Regions from separate parts of the Homo sapiens genome. Here region 2 is linked to region 1. The links are chromatin loops, found by intact Hi-C in ENCODE. Cell type or tissue: HCT116. All regions are shown on one strand. Links, peaks and the distances in the headings refer to the core of each region. The heading gives the core; the rest is flanking DNA.

Evidence for each region. A loop is a pair of places that touch in the nucleus more often than their neighbours do. Peaks named below come from ENCODE experiments on the same cell type or tissue, not always from the same donor. Only the 100,000 strongest peaks of a DNase experiment are listed, where the experiment ranks them.
Region 2: a loop joins it to region 1, with 6 times the contacts of the local background. A loop is called at or near these places in 29 of 110 quality-filtered maps.

What each region holds. Positions count from the first base shown.
Region 1 is chr2:175,686,283-175,694,627 of GRCh38, forward strand. The region is part of intron 3 of LOC107985962 (a long non-coding RNA gene); the gene reads right to left. Among named protein-coding and RNA genes, the nearest start is that of LNPK, 310 kb to the right of the region's middle. In HCT116, for the core only: a CTCF peak has its summit at 4,028 (motif pointing right); a DNase peak (open chromatin) is centred at 3,999.
Region 2 is chr2:175,363,295-175,371,639 of GRCh38, forward strand. No RefSeq gene overlaps it. Among named protein-coding and RNA genes, the nearest start is that of ATP5MC3, 190 kb to the left of the region's middle. In HCT116, for the core only: a CTCF peak has its summit at 3,649; a DNase peak (open chromatin) is centred at 3,657.

The sequences.
Region 1 (8,345 bases), core at 65-8,064:
TTGAATTAATATAAAATAAACTTTATAAAGCATAGTGCTTTAGAGAGGTAGTGTTAGCAAAGACATGTCAAAATGTTCACTTGGGGTTGAACAGCAGGACAAAATAAGATATGTTACCAGCTCGAATGCTTTTATATATATAAAAAGATCTATGGAGTCCTTTTAAGTTACAAATGATGACTTAAGCTATTTAACAAAAAGGTTGGTTTTAAACAACAAAACAAAACAGAGGAGGTACAATTGATGATTTTTGTTTTAACAAGCTGAATTCCTCCTGGCTTCTCCTGGCTTAAGTCGTGGTTTGTGTTACCAACCAAAAAAATTATAAGCAGCTAGTGCAATCGTGGTTTCGATAAAACTCTCTGAAGTAATGATGATCCCACCTTATTTAGACAAGTCAGGGGTCAATATGGCCTTATTTGCTTCTGTTTTTCATTAGTGGCACTCTCTCTGTGTAGCATCACACTTCCTACCAGCTCCTTGAATACACAGAGGATTCATGCTTCAGTTCTGCATGTATTAAGAATGCAGCCATAGCAACTACTAGCATTAATGAACTATTTGCTTATGCAGTAATAATTAACTTCCATTACATTACTTTGTGTGATTACTTTCTTAATTGCCTGAATTATGCATCCATTTAATATTTAATAACCATTCTCAGAAATCAGACACTGGTAAAAAACAAATTGCTCACAGTTTCCTTGCAATAATTAAGCTCACAAGAATAAATGAAACCTTTTAAAAACAAATGCCTTGTGATTATATCCTTGCATGTAGAACAAGATCCTAAATTAGTTATTTATTAAATCTAAATTTTAGTCCAAATAGTGCATTTTTCATTTTCACCTCGGGAAATCAACCTGCACAGTACCTGATTTCAACAACAGAATTAAGTGCCTTCTATTTTCTTTGGGAGTCACAAACTGCGTTAATATTTATTACCATGCAAAATTCAAAAGTACTTAAAATATTGTGTGTTTATATTTATTTCAACTTGGCATCTCTTTTACACAAGGTAAGTAAGATGTTTAGGTGGAGATTAAAGTGTTATGAAACGAGATCAATAGCTCTCCATTAAGATGGGCTATTGTGAGCCTCCCCATTATTCTGCTTCCTAACCACCCCGCCCCTGACACACACATACTCACACACAAACCCAAGCCCAACCATTCACCTCAGTGAAAACACACATATGCAATCTGTTTTTAACCAAGCAGAAGGAGACTCATGGCAATTTATCCTCATACATTTTCACTCACAACCAGGCAGTTTGATCTTGCCTTTCCAACTCGCCAGCTAGAGCTCTTAGAACCCCCGTGCCCTTCTGCTGGCACCCAAGCAAAGCCACATGCTGATTTGCAAAGTGATAATGCTATTATCCTATTGTACATCAGCTTCAGTTCCCTCCGGCTTGCAAAGTCATCACTGTTTTAACAAATAAAACGTGCAACTGCTTTATCGCGGGTTTTCTTGGTGAATAGATTCTATTGAATCTGGACAAGACAGCTTTCTTTTTTTTTCTTCCTGGGACTGCATCTGCAAAATTGTTCTGCCATTCCACATTGATTATGGCAGCTATGTACAGACGTGTTTATCTGAACCATAACCATGTTAGGCTTAAGCTACAGGGACACTGGGATATTATTTACCCACTGTTACCCTGTGCATACATAATATACACAAAATAATGTGTGTCGCATGAAAAGAGGGAGGGAAAGTTTAAAGCATTTTGTACCAAATGGGCTCATCCAGAAAAATAAGTGCAGCCTAAGAAATTACATATGGAGTGCCAAGTGAGTAACTGAGATGAACCATTTTCCTACCAGCGAGGAGAATCTTTTTCCAAGGCATGGAAATAGCCATGGGGAAGGGGTAGCACTGGGGACGGGGTTGATTTGTGGAGAAAAACTGGAGTTTAGGGTGTTGCAAGTCAACAATGGCTGTTATTCTGAGTTTCTAAACTGAGCTAAATTGATGCCAATCTTGCTGACTGTTGTTACAGTGGGCAGAGTCATTAGGATTTGCTTTTTAAATGATCTCTCAGCCTGTAAGGCTGAGAGCTGCTAGCAAGGCAAGGTTAGAGAGAAAATGATAGCAGTATGTTGATGCTTCACAGACCTCATGATAGTTTCCGTCTGTCATTATTTACGTCTGACTAGATGCGTCATGTCAGCTACCTAGAAGGCACTTTAATATGAAGCTCTTGTTTGCCTCCACTCTTGCGCAGCCAGACTGGGATACTATTATTTTTGCATCACTACACTTAGGTGAAGCTTGCTTCAATCTTTCAGTAATGACACACAAAAGAAGTAAAAATGGTTGTGTCCAAGTTATTATACATGCTTGTATTCTAACAGGCCTCGTCAGCATTGCTCAGAAAAAGAAAAAAGTGAATTTAAATCAATAAACAGACATTTATTAAAAGGTCAGCTTAATTCTATTTGTTCCAGCTCCTTTGCCAACATTTTAGGTAAAACTATTTTTCTTTGGCTTTGGATTAGTGTCATTGTTATTGGATGGAATCACTTAGGGGGAAGCTATAGAATGAATATTTGATCAAATTTGCTCATGTTGCTTAATATCATCTTATATCATTTTTATAAATTTTATCAGCATCACTGTAAATAAATCCACATGAAAAGCTTTCATTTTGTATCTATATTATTGGCATCACTAAGGACACATTTTTAAACAATGTGCATTTATCTGAAAACTATATATAGAGAGAGAAAGGCCTAATAACAGTGATTCTGAAATCCAAGATGGCTATTTTATACATCAGAAAAAAAATACTATTATGGCAAAAAATGAACGAGGATATTGATGTTTTCTTTCATCAAGATTGTCTTAACAAATGAAGCTACCACTATTCTATAACTGTCCCTAGCAGAGAAAAGAAATGTTAATTGAAGATATTCTAGAATGTTGAAATTTATTGACACCATTTCATACTGAAAACTGCAACATAGTTTTAGCAGGAGGCACATTTTAACAATGCCAAAATATTCTAGGTGACTTTTTCTTTGTGCTTTAAAAAATATAATAAATATAAGCAGATTTTAGTATGAATGAAACAATCTACAAATATATTTGTAAATACAAAAGCATATAAAGATATACAATACATCAGTAATAACACATAAACAGTTTGCAATTTTTTATATGCATAATTTAGTACAAAGGCTTGAAAAGGTACAATTTTAAAAATAAAATAACTCACATAGACTCATGTAGACATTTTTTAAAATGTGCCTTAGGAATGACATGTTTATAAAGTTTCCACCAAGATTCTATATTTAAACAGTAAATAGCATTGTCACATCCGGAAAATGAGTTATTACTCTGAATTAAGAAATTTAGATAATAGAGAGAAAAAAATGCACAACCATTCTGCCTTCTGAACTTTAAGCATTTAACAGAATATCATGACTGCTGCAGTGTTAACTGAACAGATTTCTATCAAAAGTCTGGGGCATTCTGAATTAGCTGGAGATGGCTAGTACTTGATCTCCTTATTTTGACAGAATAAGTGCTTATATTCTTGAAGTCTTCACAAGCCATGTAAGCATAAAAGTGTGATGATGGAGATCTCTTTTCCGTTTTAAAGATCAGATGCCAGCTTCATGAGATGATATTTTCAGGTTGATGCATTTGTGTTTGTGGCATATTTTTATAAATTTCAAGTATAATGCTTTGTCAGGACTAAATGAAATGCCCTGTGCATACATATATATACATGCATATATATACACATGTATATATGTGTGTATATATATATGTGTGTGTATATATATATTAGAATGCCTTATAATTTGCATTTTTAACCACTGGGCTCTCATAAACTACTATGACAAATACAGTAATTTGAAATGGAATCAATCACATTCTCTCAATCCCTTAAAATGTTTAAATAGTTACATTACAGCACATATGTTAAAATACTTTTTTACAAAATGGTTTGCCCAAGGCATTTTTCTTACCTCTTGCCCAAGCTACATGTGAGTTATGGCAAAAAATGAACAGTAGGTGGCAGTCAAACCACTAAACTGCCTCAAAGCTTCATTAACCTTAGACTCTTGTTAAGAGTAATAGGAAAGTAGTGTATTTTTCCATTTTAAAGAATTCATTTTATAATTAATCTTGAAATACATTTCTAAGGTCCCAAGCTGCTGAAATAGTGAGCTGATTGCATCCTTAAGCGAATGAGCTCAGATAAAAGTGATTTAATTCAAGAACCATTTCTGCTTTGTCTCTGTGACTTTTTTCCCCTTCATTTCTCTGTTATTACTGTTTTAATGTGGGTCTTTATGCAGTTGTAGTTGTGGACATGATCAGCACATTCTTGGGCTGAAGCCCAGGGCTGTGTAAGCCGTGCCTGCATATCTTCATGCACGTTTTAAATAACCTGCAAGAGCTATTTCCTCCCCTGATCTTACAGACCACACGAATATAGTCCCTTTCTGTGCATCAGAAGATAAACTAGTTTATAGGAAGAAAATCCTAGAGAAGTAACTGAAACACAGAAAGAACATCCTCAAAAGCAGAGGATTGTGAACAACTAAATTTTCAGACAATGGAAGTAAAAATTATTAGTGTGAAGTACCTTTGGAGGCCATGTTATCTACATTACAGGAAGGGCTTCATCTGTTGTGCTCACCATGGTCCTCACGGTTGAGAACAGCATGCCAGGCACACAGTAAATGTTCATTAAATATTTTCTGGACGAATCAATGAGTGGCCAAAATCCAAGTCCCACTCATTTCTCAGATAGTCTATCCTGAAACTTTTTGCTACTGTCTCAGCTCTTCACAATGATAAAGCTACATTCTCACTCTCCACTGCTGTCCTTTCTCCAAATGTTACTGTTAATCACTATCATTGGGAACTGACATGGCACCACTAACACAACACAGCAGGACACAATTCTAGTCTGGTCGATTTGGAATGTAGATGATGCCTTTCCATTGTGTTACTGGCCACAATTGTTTCTAAAAATCTAAGTTCATGCTACAGAAAGAGCAAACTATTTAAGTAGTATTGGCCTAAAAGCTAAGTCAACTTGATCAACATATTTACCTGCCCATGCTGTAGTTTCCTCATCTGAAATCAGAAAAAAACAGAGCCTACTTTATAGAGTTATATGTGTTTCAATATTGTTATTATTATTATTATTATTATTTTCAAAGGCTTTTTCTGCATCTATTGAGATAATCATGTGGTTTTTGTCTTTGGCTCTGTTTATATGCTGGATTACATTTATTGATTTGCGTATATTGAACCAGCCTTGCATCCCAGGGATGAAGCCCACTTGATCATGGTGGATAAGCTTTTTGATGTGCTGCTGGATTCGTTTTGCCAGTATTTTATTGAGGATTTTTGCATCAATGTTCATCAAGGATATTGGTCGAAAATTCTCTTTTTTGGTTGTGTCTCTGCCCGGCTTTGGTATCAGGATGATGCTGGCTTCATAAAATGAGTTAGGGAGGATTCCCTCTTTTTCTATTAATTGGAATAGTTTCAGAAGGAATGGTACCAGTTCCTCCTTGTACCTCTGGTAGAATTCGGCTGTGAATCCATCTGGTCCTGGACTCTTTTTGGTTGGTAAGCTATTGATTATTGCCACAATTTCAGATCCTGTTATTGGTCTATTCAGAGATTCAACTTCTTCCTGGTTTAGTCTTGGGAGAGTGTATGTGTCGAGGAATTTATCCATTTCTTCTAGGTTTTCTAGTTTATTTGCGTAGAGGTGTTTGTAGTATTCTCTGATGGTAGTTTGTATTTCTGTGGGATCGGTGGTGATATCCCCTTTATCATTTTTTATTGTGTCTATTTGATTCTTCTCTCTTTTTTTCTTTATTAGTCTTGCTAGTGGTCTATCAATTTTGTTGATCCTTTCAAAAAACCAGCTCCTGGATTCATTAATTTTTTGAAGGGTTTTTTGTGTCTCTGTTTCCTTCAGTTCTGCTCTGATTTTAGTTATTTCTTGCCTTCTGCTAGCTTTTGAATGTGTTTGCTCTTGCTTTTCTAGTTCTTTTAATTGTGATGTTAGGGTGTCAATTTTGGATCTTTCCTGCTTTCTCTTGTGGGCATTTAGTGCTATAAATTTCCCTCTACACACTGCTTTGAATGCGTCCCAGAGATTCTGGTATGTTGTGTCTTTGTTCTCATTGGTTTCAAAGAACATCTTTATTTCTGCCTTCATTTCGTTATGTACCCAGTAGTCATTCAGGAGCAGGATGTTCAGTTTCCATGTAGTTGAGCGGTTTTGAGTGAGATTCTTAATCCTGAGTTCTAGTTTGATTGCACTGTGGTCTGAGAGATAGTTTGTTATAATCTCTGTTCTTTTACATTTGCTGAGGAGAGCTTTACTTCCAAGTATGTGGTCAATTTTGGAATAGGTGTGGTGCGGTGCTGAAAAAAATGTATATTCTGTTGATCTGGGGTGGAGAGTTCTGTAGATGTCTATTAGGTCTGCTTGGTGCAGAGCTGAGTTCAATTCCTGGGTATCCTTGTTGACTTTCTGTCTCGTTGATCTGTCTAATGTTGACAGTGGGGTGTTAAAGTCTCCCATTATTAATGTGTGGGAGTCTAAGTCTCTTTGTAGGTCACTCAGGACTTGCTTTATGAATCTGGGTGCTCCTGTATTGGGTGCATATATATTTAGGATAGTTAGCTCTTCTTGTTGAATTGATCCCTTTACCATTATGTAATGGCCTTCTTTGTCTCTTTTGATCTTTGTTGGTTTAAAGTCTGTTTTATCAGAGACTAGGATGGCAACCCCTGCCTTTTTTTGTTTTCCATTTGCTTGGTAGATCTTCCTCCATCCTTTTATTTTGAGCCTATGTGTGTCTCTGCACGTGAGATGGGTTTCCTGAATACAGCACACTGATGGGTCTTGACTCTTTATCCAATTTGCCAGTCTGTGTCTTTTAATTGGAGCGTTTAGTCCATTTACATTTAAAGTTAATATTGTTATGTGTGAATTTGATCCTGTCATTATGATGTTAGCTGGTGATTTTGCTCGTTAGTTGATGCAGTTTCTTCCTAGTCTCGATGGTCTTTACATTTTGGCTTGATTTTGCAGCGGCTGGTACCGGTTGTTCCTTTCCATGTTTAGCGCTTCCTTCAGGAGCTCTTTTAGGGCAGGCCTGGTGGTGACAAAATCTCTCAGCATTTGCTTGTCTGTAAAGGATTTTATTTCTCCTTCACTTATGAAGCTTAGTTTGTCTGGATATGAAATTCTGGGTTGAAAATTCTTTTCTTTAAGAATGTTGAATATTGGCCCCCACTCTCTTCTGGCTTGTAGGGTTTCTGCCGAGAGATCCACTGTTAGTCTGATGGGCTTCCCTTTGAGGGTAATCCGACCTTTCTCTCTGGCTGCCCTTAACATTTTTTCCTTCATTTCAACTTTGGTGAATCTGATAATTATGTGTCTTGGAGTTGCTCTTCTCGAGGAGTATCTCTGTGGCATTCTCTGTATTTCCTGAATCTGAACGTTGGCCTGCCTTGCTAGATTGGGGAAGTTCTCCTGGATAATATCCTGCAGAGTGTTTTCCAACTTGGTTCCATTCTCCCCATCACTTTCAGGTACACCAATCAGACGTAGATTTGGTCTTTTCACATAGTCCCATATTTCTTGGAGGCTTTGCTCATTTCTTTTTATTCTTTTTTCTCTAAACTTCCCTTCTCGCTTCATTTCATTCATTTCATCTTCCATCACTGATACCCTTTCTTCCAGTTGATTGCATCGGCTCCTGAGGCTTCTGCATTCTTCACGTAGTTCTCGAGCCTTGGTTTTCAGCTCCATCAGCTCCTTTAAGCACTTCTCTGTATTGGTTATTCTAGTTATACATTCTTCTAAATTTTTTTCAAACTTTTCAACTTCTTTGCCTTTGGTTTGAATGTCCTCCCGTAGCTCAGAGTAATTTGATCATCTGAAGCCTTCTTCTCTCAGCTCGTCAAAGTCATTCTCCATCCAGCTTTGTTCCGTTGCTGGTGAGGAACTGCGTTCCTTTGGAGGAGGAGAGGCGCTCTGTGTTTTAGAGTTTCCAGTTTTTCTGTTCTGTTTTTTCCCCATCTTTGTGGTTTTATCTACTTTTGGTCTTTGATGATGGTGATGTACAGATGGGTTTTTGGTGTGGATGTCCTTTCTGTTTGTTAGTTTTCCTTCTAACAGACAGGACCCTCAGCTGCAGGTCTGTTGGAATACCCTGCCGTGTGAGGTGTCAGTGTGCGCCTGCTGGGGGGTGCCTCCCAGTTAGGCTGCTCGGGGGTCAGGGGTCAGGGACCCATTTGAGGAGGCAGTCTGCCCGTTCTCAGATCTCCAGCTGCGTGCTGGGAGA
Region 2 (8,345 bases), core at 257-8,256, 320 kb before region 1:
AACTCACTTCCATTTATCTCTTGGCATTGTCTTCCAAACATTCTTGCCACTGGAATTTAGATAACTACCATTTTATATATTCAAGCTACATAAAATGAGCAATCTTTTTTTAATGATCTCTGGTTGCTTTTCATTGCAAGCGATCTTGGGGGCAGGGGAAGGAATGAGATGTACAATAAACCGTCTATCTCTAGTATCTCTCAGCTTTGAAGCACATTCTGAGTACACTTATGTGACCCTTGGCAAGTTAAATCTTTTTGATGCATGTAATAAAATGTTGTTTGGGGCAATAGCTGATTTCCAAAATTATATTAGGCATAACATAAGGCTGTGGCAAATTGTCTCCCTATTTTTCCTTGCTTGAGCTCACAAATGGGATTGGGAAAGCGTTGGAGTGTTTTATTGTATATCATATCAGGTATAAATAGACAGTACACTGCACCATAATGTATCTCTATGTAGCTCATAGCAATATCTGCCTGTGAAATAATAAAGCACAGGACTGTTGGTTTCCAGAAAATTGCTCGAAAATCCCTTGTCACGTGTTATTGGCAGCAGCTTCTCCTCTCCAGTCTCCAGCTGTCCAGTGGGGTGTGCCAACTCACAGCAGGACCTGAGGACTGTTTGCATTGAACGGTGGCACAGAGCTTTATGGTGATGTTCCTTGTATATTGTGCACTTGCAGACAAGTAGGCTTTCGGAGACTCAGCAGGAGCATTCTAGTGTTTATGCTGAGGTGGTTAGCTAGTGGGCAAATTGCTATTATTCAGAAACGTGTGGCAGAGGAAAATGTATTGCATTATGTTTTCTATCAATATTATCTTAATGCTGACCAATAACAGGCCTCCGTTCAAGCTGACCCTTCTTCCTGACTTTTCTCTTATGCGTAATTAGATTGAATGGAATTTAGTGGAGACGTTTTCTTGGGAGGAGAAAGAGGCTTTTTTTGCCCTATTGCAGCTGCGTCTCCCCAATCTACCCCCCACCTCTACTCAGCAATGCCTCCCCCTCGTTCCCCCGACAACTCCTGAGATAACATTAGTTTAGCATTCTACTTTCAGACTAAAAAGATTTGGTGTTTCAGCTGTTCCAATATATGTTGACTACTGACTAATGGATATTTATTCCACTTTATTGCTTTCTATAGGCAAAATTCAAACAAAAGGAATTGGATTTTGCTAATAGCACTGAGCGGCATTGGCATTTTTTGACAGTAGTAAGGATAATCATAATCCCACACATGGAGATGAGGCTTGTAGCCTTTCAAAGCACTTTTATATATATCATCTCCCTTGATTTTCATGTATAACACAGTCAGGGGAGGAATTATAATGCCCACTCGATAGATGAGGAGAAACAAAATAAAGAAAGAGGTTATAAAATCCACTTATGGCAGAGCTTGGATCATTTTGTTCTTTGAACTTTCTGACTTTTGCCCTTTGTTCTTTCCTCTGAACAAAGTGGTTTTATTCCTTATAATACTATTTCCTTTTATCATTAAAGTTTGCAGAAATACTGCCTGTACAGGGCACTCATCCTGCACCTCTCTGAGCTGGATAAAACAGTTGTCAAGAGCCAAGAGAGTGTGGTAGAAATGTTATTAAGTCTGTTATTTGTAGGATCATTATCTCGCTCCAAGTGTGCATTCCAGAAGTGTACTTTGTTGGGCATTGCTGGATGGCCCAGGAAGTTATCACAGAATGTAGCCTCGAGCACTCTGTATTTAAAAATCATCATTCAGTTATTAACTCTAGCAGTAAAGACAGTGCATATGTTCCAAGAAAACTACCTTTAAAAAAAACCCTCCAGGGAAGGTGGTGACAGAGGCAACGATGCTGGGATTAGAATTTAGGGGTTTCCCTTCTCTGATGTCTACATCACTAGGCCCTGTAGCTTTCTGACCTTTTTAAAATTCCATCCTCTCACCCCCACCCCAGTCACACACTCAGAACTCTACACCAAAAATGCACTGCTTCTGTGCTGGTTCTATTAGGCCACATTCACTTGGGACCTTTAGAGAGAAGGAGATGAATGTGTTTCCTAAAGGGAGAGCTCAGATCTCACAGGACCACAGTCCACATTCTTTTCCCAATCATCTCCCCTCTCAGTCTTCAGCCTGAGGGATTAAGTCTGAGCTTTGCAGTTAGAAGCAGTTGCATGTAGCAGAATAAAAATATTTTCTCCATTTCAAATAAGATTAGGAAGTCAACACAAATAAATTACACATGCATGTAGGATAGGCTGGTATGGGCAGCAAAGAAATAAATGATCATCAAATAATCATAGTGTGTGAACAGGACTTTGTATTTTATGTTGAGCTCACTGGTATCAGATTTTTATGCTCTACACTCAGGACCTCTCCTATGCTTGGAGCTTCAGCTAAAGTCAAGGCAAAGATTGCATTTTGAGGAGGAGATTGTGTGTGTGTGTGTGTGTGTGTGTGTGTTTGTGTGTGTATCGGGGAGAAAGTAGGAGGAAGGCAGAAGAAATAGCAATTTAGTTTGAAAGAAATGGAGAAGAAAACAAGTATAAAAATATTACCAAAACCAGTAACAAAGGTGATCAAGAACTGACTGTGTCTGTAATTATTTTCTAGGTTTTTTTCCATTAGCATTATTTTTGTCTAATGTTATTAAATTATTTTTATATTATATGAATATGCCAATTAAGGGATATGGACATTTCAAGACTAGGCACAAAGGCATTTTTCATCTGGTAAGTGATGAGTTTTGCTTCTTTAGAACGTGTGGCCAGGGTAGAAATTCTTAGTGTTTTTAAAGCAACTATTTGAAATAGCTCATTCACGCGGCCATTAGTCTTTTCAAAATTTATTTTTAAGGTAGCTGTGGAAAATAAAGAGGAAAAACACTGGGCAACATTCAAAATAACATTCTCAGACAATCCTACCACCTGAAATGAATGATTTATGGTACATTTGGCATTCTCTACTACCTTTTACATTATACTTACAATATAAACTGTAGCTCTTTCATCTTTTAAGCTGTCAGACTAATTTCAATATGCACATTGAAAAATGTGCTGAGGTGTTTAAGAGGTAGTCAATTCTTTATTATAAATTAATTTTTCCTTTATAATTTGAAATCAGAATTTTAAACATTCAGAGGTTCTAAACCAGTAACTCTTAGTTTAAGCAAGGTACCTTTTAAGAGCCCTGAAAAACCTAGTTATGTGTTAAACTCTATCTTAGAAATCTTGAAAAGCATAGGATATTGTTTTTAAAAGTGGACATGTGGAGTATATGTTTTACTATCTAACGCTCAGAGTTTTGAACTGTGTGAATGCTTTGCCATATTTTGATCAATATGTATTTATATAACAGCAATGCTGCATGTATCCCTATTGTGTGTTGTCTACTGAAAATGAATGGCCCTAAAATTACAGGAGGTCACATACTTTTTTTTTTTGTCATTTGTGCTGCCTTCTTATTTGGTGATGTCATATACAAACACAAAGTACAGTAAATACACACACACATTTGCTTTCATAAACTGATTAATCAATGTGCAAAAATTGCTAAAGGCATCGCTTTCTGCTCTACTGGAACCCCAAGGAGCCCAGCAGACGCGGATCCAGTTCTGTTCGCTAGGATGTCGGGCTTCGAATTCACTGTCTGAGTCTCACCAATAGGGGTCTCCAGTGTACCACAGAACTATTTACACCACTCCATTATGATTATTTACAGTATGCTGTACATGAAGACAGAAGCAAAGGGGCAGAACAGATTTATATGGGCTGGGGCTGATACTGGATTTATTCAAGGAGTGAAAGGGTGACGTCACAAGTTACAAGTGATGAGGAGAAGCAAAGACACATCTAGGTTTGGTGTGAGAACACCCTTGACCTAATGGTGTGGACATGATCTGCCTGATCTGACTGTGCCCCAAAGAGAAAAAAGAATATCCAGGCAGCTACAGTGGTATTTCCTGATATTTAAATATGTGTCTTTGTTTGGATGAAACAGCTAGAGGAATGAATGATTTTTTTCTGTCCTCATTGGAATCTTTTGGGAATGGGCTGAAACTCTAAATATCAACCATGAAGCTGCTTCATGGTAGTTTTTATGAAGTTATTTATTTTTTGTGAGACTGTAGGTATTGAAACTGTCTCCCCCTGCCATCTCAGATAAAGAAGGTAAGAGCAATTACCCTCCAAAAAGAGAAATTACAATTGATCATAATTGAATATAAAGTTTAGGTCACATTTAGAAATACCAATACTGATTCACAATATATAAAGCATGTCATAACATTCTTTGTTTTTATGCATCATGGAATTCCTTTATGCCATCCATTCTAGAAAAAAATTACATTTTAAAAGCCTTGACTAACAGGACATTTCTGGAGTTTTAGGTAGATCTATTTGTGTAGAATAGGCAACAGATATTCAAAATGCCTTTCTCATCATTCATTTATTTATTCAACAAACATTTATTTAGGCCATGCTTCGTGAAGTCACTCAGTGCCTAAAGGAAAATAGCTCTCTTCAGAGAGTGCAGTCTAGTAAATGATAAATAAAAAAGAAATTCTAATAGAAAACAGATTGGGCTAAGAGTTAGCACTGAGGCAAAAACAAGGTACTGTGAAAGGAAGCCAATTAAACAACTAATTCTAAGAGAGGAGGTTGAATGTGGTCAGAAAAATGAGTTGGCTTTTGAGATGCGTTGTGAAGTTTAGGATTGTGATGAGCTATGCTGGAGAGAAGAGCATTCCATGTGTGAAGAGTTGGAGGCTGTTCATGGAATGAGAAGTTATGTACAGAAACTGTGGAAGCTTTGTAAGATGTGTTGGCTTGTTCTGCCTGAGAAAGGAGGATAGGGGAAGCTACAGAGGATGGAGACTGCGTTGGTGAAGGTGAGATAAATTTAGAGGTCAGGGTTGTGAGAGGATAGAAAGAAACCCAGGCAAATATAGAATATGTATTAATTTTTAGAAATCAAAGTCAGGAAGCTTAGGAGGATTGTCAAGATGACCCCACTGGGAGAGAGCCCATGGCTGTGTAAAGGCTTATTCAGTAAACTCCACATGACCAGCACCATTATGGTTGATTTTATTTTTCCGCATTTAGGTGTAGTTAATTTGCTCTTCTCAGGTTTAGAAACAGGACACTGATGGTAATCCATCTATGTCACCCTAACTAGCAGGATGACTTGGAGTTAGTCCCTTCTGTCTTCCCCAGATTAGTTTCTTATCCATAAGATGAGAGATTGTATTAAGCTTATAGCTGAGGTCTCCACCAGCTCTTAAGGATCTTGTGGATCAAAGTGAGGCTGAAGTCACATTTAGGCATATCCCATGGGACAAAGGAGTTCAGAAGAGGTGCATATTTTAAAAGGAAATACCACGATGGACACAAGAAATTCTATTTCATGGTTTATGTGAGACAGATAAAAGCTACCGAGCAACAAATTTGACTAAATGAATACCAAAAGGGCTGAAGGTCAGAAAACAATACTTGCAAGACATGAAAACAAGACTAAAGTATCAGAGATGAATACTGTGGAAGATTCTAAACTCCCAGGGAATAGTTGAGTAAATACAACGAAACTGCACGTGAGCAAAACTCTGATTTCATATACAACTTCCTATCAGCGAGGCTTTTGATTCAGTCAAAATTAAGTTGCTAACACAGGGAAACAAATGAGGGTAGAGTGATTAATTCTGACTTAAGGAATCACAGAAGGTTTCCAGGAAGGGATAACAGTTGATTCCTACCACTAATAATGAATTGTGATTTTATAGGTGGAGAGTGGAGGGAAGTGCACTTTGAGTTAAAGGGCCAGCATGATCCAAAGATAATCAGAACCATGGAGACCCCTTGGTACTGGCAAGTTACATTGAGAAGCAGAGGAAAGCTGCTTGGGTGGATAGATAACAAAGGAGAAGATTTTCCTAACTCAGTATTGGCTAGGCAAATAGATGCCAGCTATCCATCTGTAACATCTATGATATTCTTGGGCACTTAGATGATGAAAGACACCAGGACAGTGGGAGGAAATGACAAGCAGAATTTGAAATCTAATAACCTTTCAAGTTGTAAAAATGGCTAGTAAGAATTGGAACAATCTTTAATAGGGATATAATGTGTGTGAAGTGCATGGGAAAAGAAATCTCAAATGAAATTTAGAAAATGATTCACTATGCACATGAAACAGGAAATTATCTGACGTTATAAAGTTGAACACGAATCAATAATAAAATTATAACACTGTTCCAAGGGCCATATTCTGTGGCCCCAGAACCTACGGGTGAGAGAGGTTTGAAAGAAGACTCTTCAGCTACACCAGTCCCCAAATTCTTTAGCTTCAGATACAATATAGACACATCACTTGCCTATTTCCACTCTTTGGTAAACATTGTCATGGAAAAATACATACATAAAGCTAAGTTAGAAGTTTGTAATTTAATTTGTTTATGACAACATTGATTGTAAATACCACAGATGCTTGTAAAAAATTCAGTATAGGGCTTAGTTTGAGTTTGGGAGTGGGAAATGATGTTAAAAGAAAAAAAGAAAAAAGTACTATGTCTTTGATTTATCTATCATTTTATGCAAAGTAGAAAGATACAAATAAATGAAAGTATCAAAAATGATTAAAGGCACAGAAAATGGGTGCTCTGAAAGAATATACTCATTGTGATTACGTAACTCAGAAAATAACTGAAGGGTGTTTCAATAACACTGTATGGGAAAGTTTTTCAACAAAACTAATGGTCAATTTTTAAAATTCGATTTAACTGGAAACATCCTCAAATTGCAGACTGACCGATATTGAAGTTAGTTGAAAAGATGCAGCTTTTGTTAATAGAAATGATTGTTACATTTAGGAATTGGCCCAAGACAACACCTGGAAGTCAAACTGCCTCACTTTGAAATATTGGCTATTCTGCCTGGCAGCTATACACTTAACTTCTCTGTGTCTCTGTATTTTTATCAGTAAGAAGGAGATAAAAAACTACTTTTCATTTCAAAGGTTTTTGTGAGGATTAACTGTATTAATAAAATAAAAGGACAGAACAATTCTGGAATATAGTAAATGCTTAATAATGATTAACTCTTATTACTATGACTTGAACCTAATTGGTGCTCATTGAATATCTATTGATGGATTACCACAGCTACTTCTGCCAGCTTTTTATGTGTAAAAAAAAAATCTTTTTTTTTTTTTTTTTGGCATGGTTTAGTTAGATCCTTGCCTGAATTATATACTGCCTTGGTGTATAGTCTTTCTTTTTTAAACAGATGTGTAGTAGATATGCACAAAATACTTCTGGATGTTAAAAGGCAAAATTAAATAACAAAATATTTGACAACTCAGGGTGAAAATAGCCTCTGATTATTAATTGAAGGCACTGAAAGCATTTTGAGGGGCCGGTCTATACTTCTGATTGCCAAGCAAGCAGGGAGGTGACTGTCTCAAAGCTTCGGACGTTTTGAAGCTGGGGCCTGGCTCCGTAGTCTGTGACAATGCACAATGGTTGATGAGTTAGTTCTGGAGGCTTCTGAATTTTAATGATGCTGGAGATGATATTGTGTGTCCTTCAGCTTGTTAGAGTGACACCAGCACTCCATAAATCATAATACCTGTGTATTGTAAAATCAATAGCCAAGTGCTATCTCAGCGCTAACCCTTAATAAGTTTTTCACAGCTCTAACAGCTTAAACTTTGCCGTAATGCCATTGGACCTGTAGGTTAGGATCAGAGCATGCTTAATTTGTTTTGTAATAGAGACTTTTCACTAATGAAGGACCGATTAGTTAAGCTTTGGTTGCCACTCTGGTGATCAGTTGGCAGAACAGCCTCTGCAATTAAACTCATGTATCTCTGTCCTGAAGCAAAAAAGCAGGCTTAAACAGTCAATAAATGTTAATCCAGTCACAACCTGTCTCTGCCTTTGAAGGCTGCCCATGAGGGTTTTTTCCCCTACATCACATTTTTTTCATCTTGTTTTAAATGTGGTGGTCCCCATGGAGTCTGGATGTGGCGTGCATGACCTCCCATGGTCCTGTAATAAGATCTGGCATGCTAACAACATTGGCTACAGATCTGTCATCTATAGGTCTGTCTGTCCCTCCCCCTCCCTCATCTCCTTATCTAAGGTTGAAGAATAAATGAGCAATTGAAGCACATGGGACCTCTAGATGAAATTGGGTAAATATGTATGCAAAGTGGAGGGTGTGCTTTTGTGTTGCTAGGACATATATTATGGTCTCTCCTTCCCACTTTCACTACACACATATGTGGTCAGTATGGTAAAGGAAAGCTGTTTCCTTATTTGCTTTTATTGAGGGAATGTGGCTTGTAATCATCCCTGATGAGTGCTGGG